2 separate regions of the Homo sapiens genome follow, and region 1 is linked to region 2. A link is a loop called in an ENCODE intact Hi-C map of the cell type or tissue named here. Cell type or tissue: PC-3. All regions are shown on one strand. Each heading gives the region's core, and the rest is flanking DNA. Links, peaks and the distances in the headings are about the cores only.

The links. Peaks named below come from ENCODE experiments on the same cell type or tissue, not always from the same donor. Only the 100,000 strongest peaks of a DNase experiment are listed, where the experiment ranks them.
Region 1: a loop joins it to region 2, with 6 times the contacts of the local background. A loop is called at or near these places in 5 of 110 quality-filtered maps.

What each region holds. Positions count from the first base shown.
Region 1 is chr6:145,132,340-145,143,822 of GRCh38, reverse strand. No RefSeq gene overlaps it. Among named protein-coding and RNA genes, the nearest start is that of TRQ-TTG4-1, 45 kb to the left of the region's middle. RefSeq lists an enhancer at 6,946-8,145. In PC-3, for the core only: CTCF peaks have their summits at 5,988 and 6,187 (motif pointing right); no DNase peak of the experiment used is centred there.
Region 2 is chr6:144,927,465-144,938,947 of GRCh38, reverse strand. No RefSeq gene overlaps it. Among named protein-coding and RNA genes, the nearest start is that of TRQ-TTG4-1, 250 kb to the left of the region's middle. In PC-3, for the core only: CTCF peaks have their summits at 7,145 and 7,345 (motif pointing right); a DNase peak (open chromatin) is centred at 7,287; H3K27ac peaks cover 938 bases.

The DNA.
Region 1 (11,483 bases), core at 4,961-7,460, 210 kb before region 2:
TGTAAATATATATATGTATACATGAATAGTTTTTGCATATAACCTGCACACACTCTCCCATATACTTTAAATCATCTTTACATTACTAATAATAACTAATATGATATAAAGCCTATGAAGTAGTTGTTACACAGTATTGTTTAGGGAATAAAAATAAGAAAAAAAATCTGTATATGTTCAGTGCCAACGCAATTTTTTCGAATATTTCCCATCTAAATTTTGTCGAATCTGCAGATGCAGAACCCACCATTGACTGTACCCAGAAATAAGCAGGCAAAGGCAAACTGGCAGAAATGAGCAACTTGGGCATGACTGTCCAGCTCATCCCTTAGGCAGTTGAGTATGTTTTTGTACTAATTTGTTCCAGGGCATCTTTAAGTGTTAGCCCCATATAATCCTGGCTTTAGAAAATTCTTGTATACCCACTGTCAAGTGCTAAATTAGGGGGAACATACAGCTAGAGGAATCAGACAGACCTGGGTTTATATTCCAACTCTGCCACCAAAGGTCAATCTAAACAAATCATTTGATGTTGGGAGGCCCAGCACCCTTATTTGTAAGAACAATTAACAGTGCCTAGCTGGGAGGGGTGTTGTGGAATCAAGTTAGTGTACTGCCACATCTAGCTGTAGTGTCTCTCACAGACATGGTGCCCAATAAATGGTAGACTGTGGCAGTAAACATCGAAACAGGTTGTTCTACCAAGTTTACCTAGTTCCTTCATTCTAACTTCCCAAATGGTTATCTAAAATAAACAATTCTTCACCAGTCTCCTCTTGGCTTAGTCTCTTCCTTTTTAAATGAATGATATTATATGGGGGTTCCACACATGCATGGCCTGTGAACAAATGAATAAATAGAAATGCTGTTACTCTTACATTGATCTGAGTTTTTAGTATCCCCTTTCTCGAGTTCTTTGCCTCTAGCTTTCTGTATCACTCTACTCACCATCTTGTTTGGTTATTCTTTACCCATTTAGATAAAAAAACAAGTCTGCGTTCTTATTTGAGTCACCCATTACTAAATTATTTATGCATATTTCTTGTAAGTGCAAGAAAATGTCTTTATTAGGTGTTAATTATTTTAAAAATAGTTATTGTTATCCTCAATGATTTCTTGGTTATGTTAGGGTCTTTCAGCAATGAGATGATATATGCAAACTATCCAAGAAAGCATGACACAGATTAGAAACTCAGGTGACAGTGAGTTGGTCCCGTCTCATGCTCCCATCCTACTCTACTAAATGAATTCTTACTCTGTACTATATTTTCTTTTCGGCTGATATTTCCTCCAATAGATCGTGAGTTCTCCCAGGGCAGGGTCTTTGCATTTAAAGAGCCCAGAACAGAATCTAGCTCATATTAGGCTTTCAATACAAATTTGTTGAAAAAAATCAAATGTTTTACCAATATTTTAATTACTATCCCTTTACTAATTTTACAAAAAAAAAAAAAAAAAAAAAAAAACAACCAAAAACAAGAGGAAGAAAACTCACTTCTGCCTCTCATCAGATTTCTAAATAGCTAAGCTGACTAATTCTACATTTGGCTGTTTACACTAAATTGATGAATCCCATTCATACAAAGAGGTAAAACAAGATATTCATGCTTGGTCTAAAATACTCCACTTAATCAATGTAAAGGAGTGGTCACCTGGCCATGTCCAGCCTGAAAGAAAATTCATTTATTGTTATTTTAGTCAAGTTCAAAGCCCTAGGATTCAAGACTCTCTGTATTCTGTCAGCAGAGGTAATTGCCCACTAAAGCCAGCATTCCTACTGAGCTGCCTTTAGTGATGCCAACAGTGAAACTGGGGGAGTCAGCGCTTCCCAACTGAACTAGTTCAGAGAACTTAGGTAAAAAATTAATTTAGAGAATCCTCAGTGAGCTGAAATAAACCAGGCAGAGTTAGGAGATCTATCCCTTTGGCAAGGAAGCAAAGAGCCTCTGCCTTTTCACCTAGGTCCAAGCTTCCACACCAAATAGAATCCCTGTATAAAAAATCAAATTTTGACCTAATGCATCAAATATTCCAGTAACACTAGAGCTGATTATCACCTAGCAACAGTGTGCACTGCAAAATAAATTACCAAACAGGCTGTTCTTGGGGATCCATTCCCTACTTACAATGCCAAATAGCATATTTAAATGTATTTAAATAAAGCTCATTCTAGAATGAATTTAAGTACTGTACAAAAAGGCTATTTCTGTGATGACTGGCAGATGGACAGTTGTAACAATGCTTTACAAATTTGTTTCCTTGCCCATAAAAATTTTGTTCAATGACACTTTCTGATGAACCATTATCATAACTACTTCCTGACTATGTCAGAATTGGTCTCTGTAACGAAGACAATGTTTTCTTTCCTTCTCCTGATTTTATTTATTGCAAATGACATATTGTCACAATGGAAAGAACACTATCCAATTTCCCTTTAGGAAGAAAGAAAAAGAGTCCTTGTGGCAAGTTTACATCAAGGTTTTCAAAAGGTCATGGTGTGCATTTTGTGGATAACCTAAAGAATCAATTGTTAGAAGGTAGAGGAGAAGTGATTAATTACTTCTGTGGAAGGTGTGAAATTGAGACATGCCTCAGAGGAGGGCTATGAGAAAGTATCTTCCCTCCCACCACTTTGTAGAGTAAGTTGCATTAAAATATTTCCTGATAGGCAAGAAACGTTATGAAATATAAAACTAAACTTCTCAAATGTTCATGAAGTGAAGCAGGAACTTAGCATTTGTGAATGTTCATGCCCAGGAAAGGCAGTGTATCCTTCAAACAAACATTTATTGAGCATCTGCTGTGTGCTGAACATCTTAGTCCCCATGAACATATAACCTTGTGAGGAATATGCGAGCACATACTGACAATGAACTACACCATTGGCAATAAAAGAGGTACGTACGAGAGGCAATGGAATCACAGAGAAATTAACGCTTCAGGTTGTCCAAAGTAATTAGAAAAGATATTATTGGATTTTTGATTCAGTACTTCTTTTTTTTCTCTGAAACCCTGACAAACAGCTCGGACTCATATCTGTATAATCCTTGCCACCACCAAAATCATTTTGCTGTACCCTACATGCAGACCAATTCTGTGCTGAGTATCAGGGTAGATTCTCCTCCCACCTCTTCTTTTCCTTGGGCTCACCAGTCCTCATCATGGAGTGACTAGAGGCTTAACTCTCTGATTAACTTTAGGGCCTAAGATGAAGGGCCAAGGATGTCGCTAAGCTATTTTTAGTGTATGCCAGAGGCCAAGGCCATCAGCGCATCTTTGCCATTCGTTTATGGCCTAGCCCAGACCCTAGACATTTGAGATCAAACTATTTTATTTCTTCTTTCAAGAGATATTTATTGAGCTCTACCAGTGCTGGGCTGTATTCTAGGAGCTGAGGATAAAGTAGTAAAACTAACAGAGAAAGCCCTTGCCTTCCTAGGAAATTGAGGTGGAGATAGGTGAATTTATTTGCTGAAAGTCAGATTGATGTCACTGGCAGAATCAGCTTAGCCCCTCTACGTCTCTTAACTTACAGAAATCATAAAGGTATTTTTCTACTGTTATAGTTTTGCTACTTTCAAGTTGATCTTGAACACTCAGGATCCTGAAACTGTGTGTGTATGTATGTTTATGTATATTTGTATATGAAGGAGAGAGAGAGCACACAAGCACATGTGGTATACACCCAGCTTCATGGATCCTGCCAGGCTTATTCAATTCAGCCCACTGCTGATCATAATCTTATGTATGAGATAGTCCATGTCCTCAATAATGTTATTTAGGTAAATTTTAGATAGTACCTTTAAACACAGTAAGTCCTTACTAAATAGTTACAGAATAAATGAATGGACACATGAAATGTGAAATGCCTGGGTAACAATTTACCATGACTATACTAATTGTGCAGCATCATCCATTAAGACAAACAATTCACAAATGGTGAAGAACCCCAGAATGAGGATGATATGAGAAAGTGAACCCTCTAATTTGGAAATGTTCTATTTCCAAAACAGGCTCCCTTCTAGTTTTTCCACCAATTATTGAATTGGCTTGGCATAAATTGATATTGTTCCCAAACCCATTTTCAAATTTAGCTAGAGTTTCTGAAAGGCTGCCAACGCTCATTGTACACAGCAAGTGCACTCTCACCCCAAATGCCTGGACTGCTGCACAGCAGGAGACTCAATCACTTCAGCTGTTTAGCAATCAATGTGAATTACTCTCTGCCATCAGTGCTGATTGCGAAAGTGGCTGAAATGGCCGGGACTCACGCACACATATGCTCAGCCCAAATTTGCATATATTTTCCCTCTCAACGTGCCTCTCAAAGCTTCTTTGTTATTAATAATTAGTCTTTATTACAATCTGAGAGATTTCATGTGAAAAAATTTATTCCACTTGCTAAAATAAGTGCAATATTTTGAATTTCTAATATACTCTCCGTGGCATTTTTTTCCTCTCCTTGCCATGGTTCTGGGGCTAAATTATTTCTGTGATGTCTTATTTCTCTTGGGCCTCCTTTACTCATAAGCAGGCAAGCTTTAACTCAGACATCCACAGTGTATATTCAAGCCACAGTGAAAATTGTATCTAATTTATTCTCTGAAATGTAGAAAACAATATTGGGGAAGAAGCTAGAAATCAAAAGGTAATAAGGTTTGAAGAACAATTCTGCCACGGCTGTCAGAATGCTGATAAAAGGCAGACTCTCTTGATAATCAGCCCTTTTAAAGTCAGAAGAAGGAAGAAGACAAAGGCCTAGTCCTCTACTTTGCTTTCCCAGTGACTGAAAGGAAACTCTAACAAAGAGTCAGACTGAGGCTTCAGTGCTCAGGATGAAGGCCTGTGTCATTTGTGATAAATCTCATGCTTAAGTGTGAAGAATTGGCACCCTCTTGCAGATCAGAGCCAGAACCTCCACCATCCCACACCCTCTCAAGGATTTCCCTAATGACTGCAGGGCCTCATTGGAAGCAGGGGAAGAATGCTTTTGAAAAAATTTTCCTATGGTGAATAGTACTTGGAACAGCATTTGTACTTTTGATAAAACATTGCACTAAATAATCTTTATAAACCCAAGGAATGTCCATTTGTGCAGCAATCAGTAGTAAATTTTAATTTTATATTATTTAATTTTATTTGTTTTATGCTTAATGTTTTGAATTATATGTTTATTATATTTATTGTATGGTTATTAACAAATATATATGTATTTATTTTTTTTAATAGAGAAAAAGTATTGCTGTATTGGCCAGGCTGGTCTTGAACTCCTGGCCTTAAGAAATCCTCCTGTCTTGGCCTCCCAAAATGTGTTAATATATTTTTATATTAAAATATAAGAAATGCAATGGGGAAAGTGGATTATTTTACATTGGGTTCTCCATAGGCAGAGCCAGAGACAAGGATTTGAGTGGAAATAGTTTATTTGCAGGGTGATTCTAGGAATCACTGGCAAAGGAGTCAGAAAAGAAAACTAGGATAGGGAAGAAACCAATATGAATGGGTTAATGAGCAGGTACCACTATGGGCAGCCAGGGCTCTGACTCCTCTAAGACTCTTCGGAAAACATGGCTTAGAGTTCTTCTATCTAAAAGTCAAGGAAGTTGGGGTACTTACCCACCGACATCTATGTTATTATTGGCAGAGGGATGCTTCCAGGGATATTAGTACCAAGGAAATTTGGACCCGAATTTCATACAGGATGAGTACACTCCTGTAGCAGAAAGCAGAAAGTTAGAGGTGCCACAGTAAGAAGCTGTGTGTGTGCATAGAGACGTGAATACTAGGGAGAGATGGGCTGGGCATCAGTAGCATCTCCACAATAGGCTGGGTCCAACTCCTGGTTGGGGAATCATTTTCTGCAGGCCACTGATTGGATAGCACAGGAAAGGAAGAGTAAGAATTCCATCAAAGGATCAACGGGACTGCAAAATTGCAACCCTCTTGTCCTCTGTCTTCTACAGTTATTATAAAAAGTGTGTCCCAAAAAAGAAAGAAAATTATTGACAATTGCATGTAAATAAGAGAAATGCAAAAGCATTCTCCCAATATGTCCTGCAGACAACTTCCAGTTCTGCTGCCTTCCCAAGCAATTTGGTCCTAGCTCATAATGATAATGTATTGTTTTCTACCCTTTTACTTTTCAAAGTGTTCTCACTCTTATTAACTTATTTGACCTTGAGGGGGCAGTCTGGTCATTCTCATCTACACTTTCACAAGAGAGAGCTAAAAGCACATAAATATCAAATGAATTTCTCAATAGCGCCATGGTTAGAACTTCAGTCCCAATGAATATGTATGGAGCATTTATATTCCAGAAACTGTGCTTAATTTGGGGGACATGGAATTCAATAAAACATGGCCCTCATTGTTGAAGAAGTCACAGTCTACTGATGAAAACTGATGTATAAAAAATTTAATAATAATGTGGTATTCACAAAACAGATGTTTATGCTTATGTTTATTTAGTAAAATGCTGTGTGAATACTGAGTTAGCAGGTAAATCTTCCTGGAGGAGTTAGGCATGTGTTATCAGTCAAGATGGGGTAGATTGTGCTATGGCAACAAACCAGTCCAAACTCTTATGGCCTTAACAGAGCAGAGATTTATCTCTCACTTATACAAATTCTACTATAGTGTGGTCTGGTCACCCACCTGGGTAACTGTTCTCTATATGGTGACACACTGGTCCACGGCTGAGGGAAGATTTGCCACTCGGTAGCTCCATCATCTTGAACACATGGCCTCTTCAATTGATACTGCAAGGGAAAAGAACATATATAGAGTCATGCATGGGCTCTTATGTGTTTCCAAGCAGAAGGGAACAGTGAACTTCTCACACCGTATTGGCCAAGTCACATGGCCATACCTAAGTTTAAGGGAGTAGAGAAGTACAGTCTTTTATATGCCTGGAAAGGCAAAAGAATCAAAACTATTGGTAAGAAGCATAATCACTTTCTAAAGGAGATCATATTTTAAATAGACAAATAATAATTGGGGGAAAAGTACTTTTGGCAGACAAAGAAACCTGTGTAAAGGCACAAAGATATGACATGGCCTGATGTGTTCAGAGATTCAAAGTTCAGAAAATTTCAGGAACTTGAAGGCAGAAGGTAAGGCTGGTGAGGTTAACAAGAGCTAGATAATTAATGACTAAATTATTTTGGAATTTATCATCGTGAACCAGCAGCAGTTTAAAACCATACAAGACACATGACCAGCTGCCATTTTTTAAAGAAACGTCCCATGTTAATGAGAAATGACTATATTGTGGCACATCTCAGCTAACACACATTTCTAAGAGTATCTGAAAGCTACAGAAAAATCTAACAGAAGAAGTATTTGGGTGTGAGAGCAGCAGCAAGTGTCATGATAGATTCAGAGTGCTGGAATCTCTTATACTTACCCAATACTCATTCCCAAATGATGTCTTGAGCACATGGGTATCAAAGCATGCAAGTATCAATGAACATAAGCAAGATCCTCCCTTCATTTGTCATTGGAATGGCAGAAACTTAAGTGCTATCTTTCCCGTATATCCTTGTTTATGATATTCTTCTGGGAGTCTACAGTCTTTTCTTTCCTATCCCATGAGAAAGTACGAGGTTGTAGGTATTTTTCCTGTTGCCAGACTTAAATAGAGTAGACCAAACTTTTCATGTAAAAGATAGACTCAGGAGAGGGGTGGAGCAAGATGGCGGAATAGAAAGCTTTACTGACCGTCCCCCACTACAAGGACACAGACTTAACAACTATCTACACAAAAAAACAACTTCGTAAGAACCAAAAATCAGGTGAGCACTCATAGTACTTGGTTTTAACTTCATATCACTGAGAAAGGCACTGAAGAGGTAGGAAAAACAGACTTGAATCAGTAATGTCACCCCTCCCCCAACATCCGGCAGCGAGTGTCATGGTGCAGAGAGCAATTCTCCGTGTGGGGAGAGGGAGAGCACAGCAATTATGAGGCACTGAGCTCAATGCTGACCCATTATAGCAGAAAGAAAAACCAAACCAAATTCAACTGATGCCCGCCCATAGAGTGAGCATTTAAACAAGCCCTAACCAGAAGAGAATTTCCAATCCCAGCAGCGAGAACTTGATTTCCCACAAGTCTCATCACCATAGGCTAAATGCTCTGGGGCCCCAAATAAACCTCAATGCTGAGCTAGCCTCACGTCTGACCCCTAGGGTGGTGGCCACAGGGCTGCTTGTGTTACTCCACTCACAGTTCCAGGTGGTTCAGAAGAGAGAGAGAGAGAGACTCCATTTATTTGGGAAAAAGGAAGGGAAAAGAACAAGCACCTCTGCCTGGTAATCCAGAGATTCTTCTGAATCTTACCCAGGTCATCAAGGTGGTACCTGTATGAGTCTGTAAGAACCACAGTGTTAATAGGCTTGGGGTCCCCACTAAAGCAGATACAGCTTAGATCACAAGACCCAAGTCCTTTCAAATATCAGTAAACCCTTCTGAAGAAGGATGGGTACAAACAAGCCCAGACTGTGAAGACTACAATAAATACCTAACTCTTCAATACCCATACATAGATGAATGACTACAAGTATCAAGATGTTCCAAGAAAACACTACCTCGCCAAATGAACTACATAAGGCACAATGGACCAATCCTGGAGAAACAGATATGTGAACTTTCAGATAGAGAATTCAAAATAGATGTTTTGAGGAAACACAAAGAAATTCAAGATAACACAGAGAAGGAAATCAGAATTCTATTAGATAAATTTAACAAAGAGATTGAAATAATTAAAAAGAATCAAATAGAAATTCTAGAGATGAAAAATGCAATTGGCATGCTGAAGAATGCATTAGACTCTTTAATAGCAGAATTAATTAATGAGAAGAAAGAATTAGTGAGCTTAAAAAAAGACTATTTAAAAATACACAGTCAGAGAAGATAAAAGAAAAAAGGATCAGAAACAATGGAGCACACTTAAAGGATCTAGAACATAGCCTCAAAAGGGAAAATCTAAGAGTTATTGAACTTTAAGAGGAGGTAGAGAAACAGATTGGGGTAGAAAGTTTATTCAAAGTTTATTCAAAGGAAAATTTGATTATTCAAAGGAAAAATAACAAAATAACAACTTTTCAAACCTGAGGAAGATATTAACATCTAAGTACAAGAAGGTTATAGAACACCAAGCCAACTTAACCCCCAAAAAACTACCTCAAGGCATTTAATAATCAAACTTCCAAAGGTGAAGGATAAAGAAAGGATTCTAAAAGCAGCAAGAGAAAAGGAACTAATAACATACAATGGATCTCCAATATGTTTGGCAGCAGACTTTTCAGTGGAAACCTTACAGGCAAGGAAAGAAGTGGCTATTTAAAGCTCTGAAGGAAAAAAAAACTTTTACCCTAAAATAGTATATCTGGTGAAACTATCATTCAAACATCAAGGAGAAATAAAGATTATCCCAGACAATCAAAAGCTGAGGGATTTTCATCAATACCAGACCTGTCCTATAAGAAATGCTAAAGGAAGTACTGCAATCAGAAAGAAAAGGATGTTAATGAGCAATAAATAATCACCTGAAGGTACAAAACTCACTGGTAATAGTAAGTATACAGAAAAACACAGAATATAATAATGCTGTAATGGCGGTGTATAAACTACTCTTAAGTGGAAAGACTAAACAATGAACCAATCAAAAATAATAACTACAACATCTTTTCAAAACATAGTACAATAAGATATAAATAGTAAAAACAAAGAGTTAAAAAGCAGGGGGATAAAGTGAAGGTGTATAATCTTTATTAGTTTTCTTTTTGCTTGTTTGTTTGTTTGCTTGTGCCAAGAGTTTTAAATTGTTATCTATTGCGGGATCTGGCCAGCAGCCCGCAATGCAACAGGGCTTTCTCTTCCTTCCGAGGCGGATCGGCAGGTCGAGAAATAATAGACACACACAAGATAGTGAAAGCTGGGTCCAGGGGGGTCACTGCCTTCTAGTCCCACGATGCCGCCAATGCACTGGATATACTAGCATTTATTATTAAGTTTAGTGAGGGAAGGGGTAGGTTAGTGAGGGATTTAGGGTCATTTGATTATGAGGTGAGATGGTCACATGGGGTTGAAGTAATTCTTTAACATAACGCATAACATCTATATGTAGAAGTACAGTATACAGAGATAAGAATTTACAATATAGTGTGTGCATCAGTAATTTCTAACAGAGCCTTAAAACAGAAACGCAGTCTTTCCATAACCTATGATTAGCAAAATATTAATCAGCAGTAACAGTTGCAGCAAAAGCTAGTTACAAACAATCCATAGAAACAGGACGCGAAGCTAGACAACTAGTTAGACCAGAAATTCTCAGAAGGGAGTATGCCTTAACCCTAAAGAGGCCTAGAAGAGACGTGGCAAGATAAGGGCATTTATAGCCCTATCTTATCCATATGAACAGGTGCCCCCTCATTCGTCCATTTATAAGCTCTCCACAAGGGTCACATTCCATTCCCAGAGCTATGAACATCTGTTTTTCTGGGATAGGAATCTTGGTGATGTGAAACCTCCCTGACTACACGTCTGTTCATAGGCTCTCTGCAGGGGGAGGCACGTCGCTCACTGTTGGCTCATTCTGGCAGTCCAACCTGGCATTGTCTTTACACAATCCTGCATGCAACTTTGTATTTACAATAATTAGGAACATTTCATCTTTTACCCCATAACAATAGTTTCAGGGGGTCTCCCTACAGTTATCAGCTTAAAATAAAGGGTTACAAGATAGTATTTACAAGCCTCATGGTAACCTCAAAACAAAAAGCATGCAATAGATACATATACAAAAAACAATCGTATCTCCGGAGAAAATCACCTTCACTGAAAGGAAGACAGGAATGAAAGAAAGAAGGAAGACAAAACCATAAAACAACCAGAAAAATAAATAAATAAATAAATAAATAAATAAACATAATGGCAGGAGTAAGTCCTTACTTGTCAATAATAACATTGAATTTCAAAGGACTAAACTCTCCAATCAACAGATGTAGAGTGGGCCTGGCACAGTGGCTCACACCTGTAATTCCAACATTTTGGGAGGCCAAGGTGGGCAGATCACTTGAGGTCAGGAGTTCAAGACCAGCCTGGCCAACATGGGGAAACCCTGTCTCTACTGAAAATACAAAAATTAGCTGGGCATGGTGGCAAGCACCTGTAATCCCAGTTACTCAGAAGGCTGAGGCAGGAGAATCACTTGAACCTGGGAGGTGGAGGTTGCAGTGAGTTGAGATCCTGTCACTGCACTCCAGCCTGGGCAACAGAGTGAGACTCCATCTCAAAAAAAAAAAAAAAAAAAAGTACTGATTTATTGCCTTCAAGAAACACTCTTCACCTATAAAGACACACATAGACTGAAAATAAAAGGATGGAAAAAGATATTCCGCACCAATGGAAACCAAAAAAAAGCAGGAGTAGCTATGCTTATATCAGACAAAATAGATTTCAAGACAAGAACCATAAGAAG
Region 2 (11,483 bases), core at 6,007-8,506:
TAATCCTAGCACTTTGGGAGGCTGAGGCGGGTAGATCACCTGAGGTCAGGAGCTTGAGACCAGTCTGGTCAACATGGCGAAACCCTGTTGCTACTAAAAATACAAAAATTAACTGGGCATGGTAGCACGTGCCTGTAATCCCAGCTACTCTGGCAGCTGAGGCAAGAGAATCACTTGAACCCGGGGGGTGGAGGTTGCAGTGAGCCAAGATCACACCACTTCACTCCAGCCTGGGTGTAAGAGTGAAAGTCTCTCAAAAAAAAAAAAAAAAATTCTGCTAGAGAAGAGAACATCCTGAGACTTGAAAGGTGAGCAGTGAGTAGGGAAAAGACAGAGAAGCAGTGGGGACAACATGCACAAACGGTCAAGAGCATGAAACACACCGTAGATTTGAGGAAAAAGAAATAATTCCATGACAATAAAAAGAGCTGGGTAGTATTGAGGAGAAAGGACACAAAGCAGTGTCTGAAGAGGTAACTCTGAGGAGGGGCATAGAGATGATATCATGAAAGACTTACCAGCCTGGCAAGAAATGTAAGCTTTAATGTGAAAGCCATAGGAATTAAAGATATTTCATCAGGAAAGGGCATACAAAAACATTTGGCCTGGCAGAGTTGTGGAAACAAATAGAGTGTAGCAATTGTCCATGCAGGTTTTGGGGGTCAAGACTGAGACTATAATAGAAGGGATTGAAAAGTGTGGGCTAGACATCAAGATGTTAAAATTTACATGATTTAGAAATCAATTGAATGTGGGTAGATGGAGGAGAAGTAAATTAGATAGGTGCGAGTTCATGTCAGGTGCCCGGCTTGGATAGCAAAATGATAGATGATGCCAGTCACCAAGCTAGGCAAGACATTTGTCTATCAGCTTATATGCATGTGTGCTGGGATGAGACAATGAGCGTTAGACACATCGTGTGTGTGGTGCTAGTGGAATGGAAATCTGAGTGAAGATGTCCAGGGTCTTGAACACACAGAGGCCCAGGTTATTATGGGTCTGCAGTTAAAACTTTGAGATTAAGTGATATCATTTAGGGAGAAAATATAGAATAAAAGGATCAAAATCCGAAGACGAAATGCTCAGAAATAAACAGAAACAAAGTATCAAAAAAGAAGAAAGATATCCAGGGGAGAAGGGTGATATGGTTTGGCTGTGTCCTCACCGAGATCTCATCTTGAATTGTAACTCCCACAATTCCCATGTGTCATGGGAGGTACCCAGTGGGAGGTAATTGAATCATGGGGGCAGGTCTTTCTTGTGCTGTTCTTGTGATAGTGAATAAGTCTCATGAGATCTGATGGTTTTATAAAGAGGAGGTCCCCTACACAAGCTCTCTCTCTCTCTCTGTTTGTGTGCTACCATCCATGTAAGACGTGACTTCCTCCTCCTTGCCTTCCACCATGGTTGTAAGGCCTCCCCAGCCACATGGAACTGTAACTCCATTAAACCTCTTTCTTTTGTAAATTGCCCAGTCTTGGGTATGTCTTTATCAGCAGCATGAAAACTGACAAATACAAAGGGTATCCTAGAAGTCAAAGGAGAAAAGGATCTACAGGAGGAAGGGGCCATCAACAGTATCAAATCTCACAAAGCAGATGAGAAAACATCAATGTGTCTGTCAATTAGAAGGCGTGAACATCCATTTCTAGGAATGTAAGGAGTTGATGGGCTCTGAATAAATGAAGGCAGAAAGTGCGGACTGCTTTTTCAATATTCTTGGTTGTAATGGGGTGCCTTGCTACAGGGCTTTGGCTGAAGAAATATAGAGGCCTAGCAGAGGAGTTCATTTACAATGAGCTTTCTTATGTTCACAAGGTGTTGAGAAGTCAGTGAAGAGGAAAAAGTTTAAAAATACTAAAGAGGAGTAAATATAGAAGTGATAGGAGAGGATGAATGAACTTGAGATCATCTGTAAATTGAAGCTTCTTTCTCTAAGGCTACAGAGGAAGAAGTGAAGATGTGAGTCAGCCTGGAGTTCATCCCACTTCAACTTCAATTATCTTTGGGACGTGGACAACAGCCTCGGCAGCTAAAAGAAGAAAGTGCAGGGGTGGAATAAGAAACTTGATCAGAGCAGTTAAAATCCATGATCCTTCTGGGGTGAATGGCAGAGGAAACTGACCAGAGGCAGACAAAGGTCTTGTTGAGTAGTTTAAATGGCCCATCTGAAGCCAAAGACCATTAAAATGATCCTGGTACCAAGAATCCAAATGTGTTATTTTCTCTACTATTCGTTAATTCATCTGTAGAAGGAGAAAGAAAACCAGTTAGATTAGAATGATTACAAGATTTGTGTGGTAGAAAAATGGAGGAAACCATTGAAAACAGGGAAGAATTGATTGAAGTAACTAATTGTGAAGTCTGCTCTGAAGTGGGAAGAATGTTAAATCATAAAAAGAACAAACAAGGAGAAAAAAGAAAGGATTAAGGAACTAGAAATCTCAATGATGGTGAAGAACAGGCAAGTGTACTGGACATGTAACATGCAGGAGGAATAGAATGAGTTCATAAAAGGAACTTTACTTTTGGCTCCCACTTACCCTTTAACCTTGCTGGGTAGGGGCAGAGGGTAGAATGTCTTCTGTTTCTGAATGAGCGGGTTCTCAACTCCCCCTCTGACCCTTTTCAGGTAGCAAAAATTTCTTCAGATCCTTTAATTCACAAACAATTCAGTAATAAAAAATATCTGGTTCAACATTAACCCACAATTCAATCCAGCTTGGAAGGTAAGCCCTATCACCCTATCCCCTCCTCACCCTAGGTTAGGGCCAGGCATAGGTAGGCTGCCTGCCACTTGGGGAGGAGGATGGTTTCTTCTCCCCACTGAACTGACTGCTATTTCAGACTTTGCCAGAATGGAAGCAGAGGGTGGGAGGAGAGGTAAGGGATACTCGAAAGTTCTTGACTACTTCTACTTTAGCTTGCCTTTATTGTCTCTGAATCTAGCAAATATTTAAAGCTCATTCTTATCTCCAAGGGCTGTTTTGTGCCTTTGTTAGAGACTCCCCTTCAGGAACCCCCTGACTGCAATTATCTTGATTCACAGAGTCCTCTTCTCTAGCTAACCACCCCTGATTCACTCTGAGTTTCTGTCCCTGCTTTTTGTTGCTTGGCCCCTTATCTGGCAGGCCAGAGTCATCTTTAGAGAAGAAAAGAGAGAGAAAATGTGTGTGTGTATGTGTATATATACACATGCATACACACACACACATATGTGTGTGTATATGTAATAAATATATATGTATATCTGTTTTATGCATATACACTTGCATATTTAATTTCTTCCTATGGATTTCAGTCACTGTCCAGTATCAGTTCTTTCAGCCTGAAAGAGTTTCTTAAGTACTTCAAGTAGGACAGATCTGCCAGCAACTAATTCCCTCAGTTTTTGCTTATCTTGTAATGTCTTTGTTTCACCTTCAATTTTAAAAAAGGAGAATGAACAGGGAGAAAAAACATCATTGAATACATCATTGGGTATAGGATCCTTGGTGAATAGTTTTGCTACATTCAGCACTTTGAATACATCATTCCACTGCCTTCTGGACCCCATTGTTTTGAAGGAGAAGTCAATCATTCATTGTTTGTCATTCCCTTGTATATAATGAGTCACTTTTTTCTTTTTTTTTTTTTTTTTTTTTTTTGCTGTTTTCAGTATTTTCTCTTTGTTTTTAACATTCATCAATTTCACTATGATGTCTAGAAGTGGGTCTTTTTTGTTTATTTTACTTGGTATTTGTTCAGCTTCTTGGATTTGTAAATTGTTTTCATTAAATTTGAGAAGTTTCAAGGCATTTACTTTTTCTTTTACTTTTCTTTTTTTTTTTTTTTTTTTTTTGAGACAGGGTCTGACTTTGTCTCCCAGGCTTCAGTGCACAATCTTGGCTCAGTACAACCTCCATCTGTGGGGCTCAAGCAATCCTCCTACCTCAGCTTCCTGAGTAGCTGGGACTATAGGCACATGACACTATGCCTGGCTAATTTTTGCAGGGTGTTTTGTTTTTGTTTTTTTCTTTTTTTTGGTATAGACAGGGTTTCATCATGTTGCCCAAGCTGGTCTCAAACTCCTGGGCTCAAGTAATCCACCCACCTCAATCTTCTAAAGTGCTGAGATTACAGGCATGAGCCAGTGTGCCTGGCCGCCATTATTTCTGAAAACATTTTTTCTTTATTTTCTCTCTTTCTGTGAGACCTATTATATATATAGATACACTTGATGTTGCCCCTCAGGACTCTAATACTCTGTTAATTTGTCTTCTCTCTTTTTTCCCTCTGTTCTTCAGATATATCCAACTTCAAGTTTGCTATTGTTTCTTTTGCCATCTCAAATCTGCTCTTGAGTCCATCTAGTGAATTTCTTATTTCAGTTATTGATCTTTTTAACTCTAGAATTTTTATTTGGCCTTTTTAGAGCCTCTATTTCTCTCATGAGGTTCCCTATTTTTTGAGTTATTGTCACAATATTTTTCTTTACTTCTTTGAGCATATCTGTGAGAGATGCCTTGAAGCATTTTTCTACTAAAGCTTACACTTAGACCTATTCTGAGTCTGTTTTTATAAACTGGGTTTTGGGTTTTATTTTAGTATGAATCACACTTCTCTGTTTCTGTGCATGTCTTATAATTGTAGCAAGTATAGATTCTGTTTTATTTTTCCAAGTGTTACTTTTTTATTAATTTGCTTGGACATAAACTCCAATGTCTGTCTCCCCAAAAATATGTACCTACTGATGTCTCCATTCTGTATTCTTTTCTTTTTATTTTTCTATTTTACCCTGGCTTCCTAGGTGTTATTCCTATAACTGCACAGTTTAGTAATCAGACAATAATGTAGATTGAGGTTGTGTTCAAACCCCTCAAGCCCATAAGTTTTCCTCCTTCTGTTCATTGATCTGTACATGGGCTGGGAAGTACATTCCAAGTTGCAGCAAGTTTTCAAGTGTCCCTTAACTTATACTTTACGCTAGGATAAAGCTAGGATAAATGTAGTTTCCCAGTAGGCCGAGGATATATGAAAAGTATATCTTAGGACTTTCATAGCTCTTTCTCTTCCAAGATCTTCTTATTAAATTTTTACTAGTTCACTGCTCACCCTAACCAGGACCACAAACCTAGATAAGCAAAGCTACAGGTCCTCCCCATTTATTTTCTACCAAGTTCTTTAGTTTTAGCTGACACAGCTATGGGGTTTTGTCTTTTTTCTCAAATTGATTCTGTCCCCTCTGGCAATAAAGCTGCTGGGTTTTTTAGACAGCACCACACTGGTAAAACTATACTTCTTGTCAACTGTGCTGGGGCAGGAGGGAGGATGGGAGCAGCCCAAGCAAAAGGGCATAGATGTCTGCCTTTCCTTCCCAAAGCACTCCAGGTTTTTAAGAATACATGATTCTAAAATTGTGGTTTACACACTCTGGGCTCTATGGTCAGTCCAGTGCCTGGAAATATTTCATCCTTTTGACAATTTTGTTCAGTTTGGCTAAAAGGATTCACCAATGTTTTTATGCTACCATAACTGAAAATCCCTCCAAGACAGTCACTTTTAAAATGAGTTCAGGCTGACATTACTAGTGTGGTTCCCATACCTGGTCCTTAGGAATCATGCCCACTGGTCTGCAGTTGGAAGGAAGGCAATGCTATCACAGACAGTTCACTCCTAAACCACAAGCTACTGCAGCCTTCTCAAGCATGAGCCAAGCCCCATTAATCTGATTCAAAACCTACAGAGATTGCATATCAATTTCTCAATGTAATCCCATTGGAGTTTTTCATGCTAGACTTGGGATTAGGGGCAATTGCCCCCTTTACACACACTCTCTCGTTTCATAGGTTGAACTCAACAAGATAGCTCACTGCAAAGAAGTCCTCTCCAAATTCTACTTATCACGCCCAATAATAGCCACTTTTTAGATCGTTAAAAAGATCTAAAAAAATCGTGTGGCTTGAGAGTCATTCAATCAGTGAACTGACTTACAATTCATTTTAGAAGGTGTCATCTAGTGTCTTTGGCCTCAATTGAAAGACAGGACAAGTCCCATTTTAATGTCCTGTTATAGGAATAACCTAATGAAATATTTGTACATACACAGGTTGAGGTTAGATGGCAACAAGAGTGTTGTAACATAGGAGCTGCAATATTGACAGCTTGCTTAATCCAAATAGAAAGTGATTCTGCTAATACAGGCACCTTCAATTTAGCTCACCCTTAGAAATGAATTGACATTATTCTTTGCTGTGTAAGAAAACAACTGCCTTCATGCACTGCTCATACAGACAGCTAATTAAATGAAACAAAAGTTGCTACAAACAGAAAGTTTCATTAAGAGGCCCCTGTGGATGATTCAAGTAATTATGTCTGTCAAGGGAAGATATTATAGGAAGGATGTTGTGTTTGGAGAGCACACAGTATTATTAGTGTTATATTTTGGCAGTCTGAGACATCATAGCATCCTTTAATGTATCAGTGCCCTTAAGAAGATCAAAGGAGAAGAAACCTCTCTGCCTGCCTTTTTAAGAGTTAAAAGAGATTTAAGAATGGCAGAGCTTGGCTGTAATAAGTAAGCAAACAACAACCTGCAGGTATCTAGTGATTCCTGTTTATAATTAATTAAGTAAAAGACAAAAGTCATTTCTCTCAGAAGGCAGTGTTTCAATACTGCCAATGTTAGTTAAGAAAGATTTTTTGGTGTCTCCAGCCTCCTTAGGGGTATCTTCAATCAGAAAAAAAAAAGATTTCAAATGAACAATCATGTATATATGTGTGGTGAGGTGTGAAGGTATATGCACATTTATAATAAGTACATTCATTTTCCATATATAGAAATGCAGCTTCCTGCTTAGGTATTTTTGGCATTCACTAAAAACAGTAAGCATGCTGTTAGACAAATTACCTCTCAAGGTCTCAGTTTCTCCATCTGTATAATGAAAGGAATCACAGATGGCAAATAAAATTTTCCTGCTGAAACAAAATGGTAGAGGCTCTATACCATAAAGAAAATGATTTCGAGGCTATTGAGGGCTTAGTAGACAAATGTGCTCTGGTAAATAAGTAATGTCTTTCATGGCCAAAAGATAGGAGAGTGGTAATTTAATTTGCAATTTTGCCATCTCTGGACAATATATCTAAGGGTTCTTTAACATCTTACAAATCTCTAACTCTATGTTATAGTCTGTATTATATCTTCTAGAGCAAGTCAATCTAGTTCATAAACAGAAATAGAACTGAGGTAGGAGACCAGCAGGACTGGTTTTCTGGACACAACCCTGCTAACCAAATCAGGGTCTGGTCCAGACAGGATAAAGTGAAGAAACCAGCAGGAACCAGCAGATGGCGATGAAAGCAATCTCTAGTGCCATGACTATTTACAAATGCCACGACAGCAACCCAAAAGTTACCCCCTCTTTCCATTCTAACAACCCCTAAGTTACTGTCTCTTTCTTAGAAAGTTCCAAATAATCCTTCCCTCAATTTGCATTGACCTGCCTCTTAATTCACATGTAACTGAAAGTGGGTTTAAGTGAGTACAAATACAGTTGCCAAGAGCCCATACATTGATAAATCTGGGTGCACTGCCTATGATTAGAACTTCTCTGCAAGGAGCAGTACTGTTCAACAGAAGATTACTGTCTTACTGGTGATCCGGCTTGCCCTTAAATTCTATCCTGGGTAAAGCCAAGGACCATCCCAGATTAACGCTAAATTTTGGAACCCATCCGTCCTGCAACAGGTTCACTCCATAGAAAATTGAGGATGAAACTGATTTCATTGGTAGGTAGACTGGTCACTCATTTATATGAAGAGATTTGGGGAAGTAGAGTAGACAGAAGTTCCCTTGCATCATTAACAATGGAAGTGTTTTTCGTGGGTCTAGTATTTTCTCTACAGTTTATATGCAATCACTCCTAGGAAATTAACTCATCACACTAAAATGTCATTGAATAATATCAATAAACACGTTTTTATTGCGATATTCACTTTATAAAATGCTTTTATACTCATTTTTTTCTCATGCATAGTTGTTATTTCATAATAAGCCTGTAAGGTAAATATCTTTATTCATATTTCAGGTGAAGAAGTTGATGCCAGTGAGGTTAAGTGAATCAGTTGCTCAAGACTCCCCGGCTATACAGATAGTAAGGGTTAGAGATGGGACCTGAACCCAGAGTACTTAACACTAAGTCCAAAGAGGTTTTTTTGATTGTTTGTTTGTTTGTTTTTGAGACGGAGTCTCGCTCTGTTGCCCAGGCTGCTGTACAGTGGCGCGATCCACATACAATAAAAATGTATGTGTTTATTGATATTATTCAGTGACATTTTAGTGTAGTGAGTTAATTCGCTGCAAGCTCCACCTCCCGGGTTCACGCCATTCTCCTGCCTCATCCTCCTGAGTAGCTGGGACTACAGGCACCTGCCACCACACCCGGCTAATTATTATTATTATTATTTGTACTTTTAGTAGAGAGATGAGGTTTCACCATGTTAGACAGATGGCCTCGATCTCCCGACCTCGTGATCTGCCTGCCTCAGTCTCCCAAAATGCTGGGATTGCAGGCTTGAGCCACCATACCTGGCCTAAGTCCAAAGAGTTTTACACCACATCACAGCTAATCCTTCACAGAAAGTAGTGTTCAATAGGAAGAAGAGAAATGGCGTAATAGAAATAGTTATTCAAGAAGGCAGGAATGGAGGAGGCTAGTGGTGGTAGAGTCAGATGTTTAGGAAAGAAAAGAAAAATCCAAGCCTCAAAGCCACACATTACTGACTCTCTCCTTTATATCTCAACATCCTTCACTCTGACTTTAAAACTCATATAATCCACAACCATTTCCACAAGGAGAACTGTTTATTTTTACCCCCACGCTCCCACCCTGCCCAAATCTACTCTTTCCACAGTTTTCTACATACTATTACATGGTATATTAATTTGCTAGAGATGCCATAAAACATTACCACAGACTGCATGGCTTAAACAATGGAAATTTATTTTTTCACAGTTCCAGATGCCAGAAGTTAAGATCTAGGTGCCATCAGTGTTGGTTTCAGGGCTGTCTTCCAGGAATGTAGTTGGCTGCCCTCTTGCTGTATCCTCATATAGCTTTTCCTTAGTCTGTGAATAGAAAGAAAGAGATGTCTGGTGTCCCTTCTTCTTATAAGGACACCAGTGCTACTAAACTAGAATCCTATCCTATGACCCCATATATCCTTAATTTTACCTTTCTGGAGGCCTTGTATCCAAATATAGTCACACTGGGATATAGGCTTCAATATATGAATTTTGGGAGAACACACACAGTCCATAACAACATGGAATAGCTTTTCAATCAGTTATTCCGGTCAAAATACTAGGAGTTATATTTTGAAGGTAGATAGTTTGAATGTGAGATGTTTGGGAAAAGAGGAGTCAAGGATAACTCCTAGTACACCACTGACTTCTCATCACCTCCATTGCTATGACCAAAGACCAAGCCACCTGCCCTCTCCTGGACTACTACAAAAGCCTCCTAACTGGTCTTCCTGCCAAAGTGGTCATTTAACCCTCTAAATCAGATAACTCCTCTTTTTAAAACCATCAGTGACTTCCCATATCCCTTAGAATTCAATCCAAACTCTTCCTAGTGTTGGGAAGGTATTGACTAATCTCCAAGTAACCTCCCCCTTGCTCAATGGTTTCCCCAGCCATCCTGCTTCTCTTGCTAGTCCTCCAACACTCAAAATCCTTCCCATGCCAAGGGATTTGCCCTGACTCTTCTCTCTGGCTAGAATGCTGAATTTCCTAGAACTGCTCACAGCTCACCCTTCACAACAGTCAGACCTCTACTAAGGTTTCATCAACTAGGAGGCCTTCCCTGACCACACCAACTGAAATAGCCCCCAGCATTCAAACTATCTCAACCACACAGCTCACTGTCTGCAGCTACAGGGCATCACTCTTCCAGAAAACCCTGGCTCAGGAAGATAAAGTTGCAGATCACGTGATTGTTTCAGGAACTTCCCAATGTCCATTTATCCAAACAACACTAGCTTTCATTCAAGTAAACTCCTTTTCTCAGATCAACAGATTGCTCATCTGGGTTCATCAAACATGGTTTATTTCATGCACATCCGTGTGAAGAGACCACCAAACAGGATTTGTGTGAGCAATAAAGCTGTTTATTTCACCTGGGTGCAGGTGAGCTGAGTCCGAAAAGAGAGTCAGCGAAGGGAGATACGGGTGGGGCCCTTTTATAGGATTTGGGAAGGTAAAGGAAAATTACAGTCAAAGGGGGTTGTTCTCTGGTGGGCAGGGGCGGGGGTCACAAGGTGCTCAGTGGGAGAGCTTCTGAGCCAGGGGAAGGAAATTCACAGGGTTAATCACTCAGTTAAGGTGGGGCAGGAACAAATCACAATGGTGGAATGTCATCAGTTAAGGCCGGGCAGGGCCTTTTCACTTCTTTTGTGATTCTTCAGTTACTTCAGGCCATCTGGGCGTATACGTGCAAGTCACAGGGGATGCGATGGCTTGGCTTGGGCTCAGAGGCCTGACATTCCTGCCTTCTTGTACTAATAAGAAAAATAAAACAAAATAGTGTTGAAGTATTGGGGCGGCGAAAATTTTGGGGAGTGGTATGGAGAGAGAATGGGCAATGTTTCTCAGGGCTGCTTCAAGCGGGATCAGGGGCGGCGTGGGAACCTAGAGTGGGAGAGATTAAGCTGAAGGGAGATCTTGTGGTAAGGGGTGATATTGTGGGGTTGTTAGAAGCAACATTTGTCGTGTAGAATTATTGGTGATGGCCTGGATATGGTTTTGTATGAATTGAAAAACTAAATGGAATAAGAAAAGGAGAAAAACAGGTATAAAAGGACTAAGAATTGGGAGGACCTAGGACATCTGATTAGAGAGTGCCTAAGGAGGTTCAGCATAGTCCTGCCAGCAAAGATTATTTATTTACTTCAAGAGTTTAGAGTGGCAGTTTGGGGATAGCACGAGGAGATATCAGCTGTGATGGCTTGGAGAAACAGTGTAAACCGGCAGTGTAAACAAGAGCAGGGCATGTATGAGTAGTTGAGAACGGCAAATAGGAGTATGACTAGACAGAAGATAGTAGGGATGACAAGTTATTTGGGGGCACAGTCTAAGTTGGTCGGGTGTCTGGAATGAGAATGGGACCTAATAAAAAGAAGCGTCTATACAGGAGCTTAAATGGGCTGTACCTTGTAGCATTCTGAGGACAGGTCTGACTTCTGAGGAGGGAAAGTGGTAAAAGTATTGTCCAGTCCTTTTTAAGTTGGTGGCTGAGCTTGTTGAGGTGTGTTTTTAATAGACCATTAGTCTGTCACTGAATACTAAGAGCCTGAAAAACTGCTTGGCTGATTTGACTAATAAAGGCTGGTCTGTTATCAGACTGTATAGAGGTGGGAAGGCTAAACTGAGGAATTATGTCTGACAGAAGGGAAGAAATGACTGCAGTGGCCTTCTCAGACCCTGTAGGAAAGGCCTCTACCTA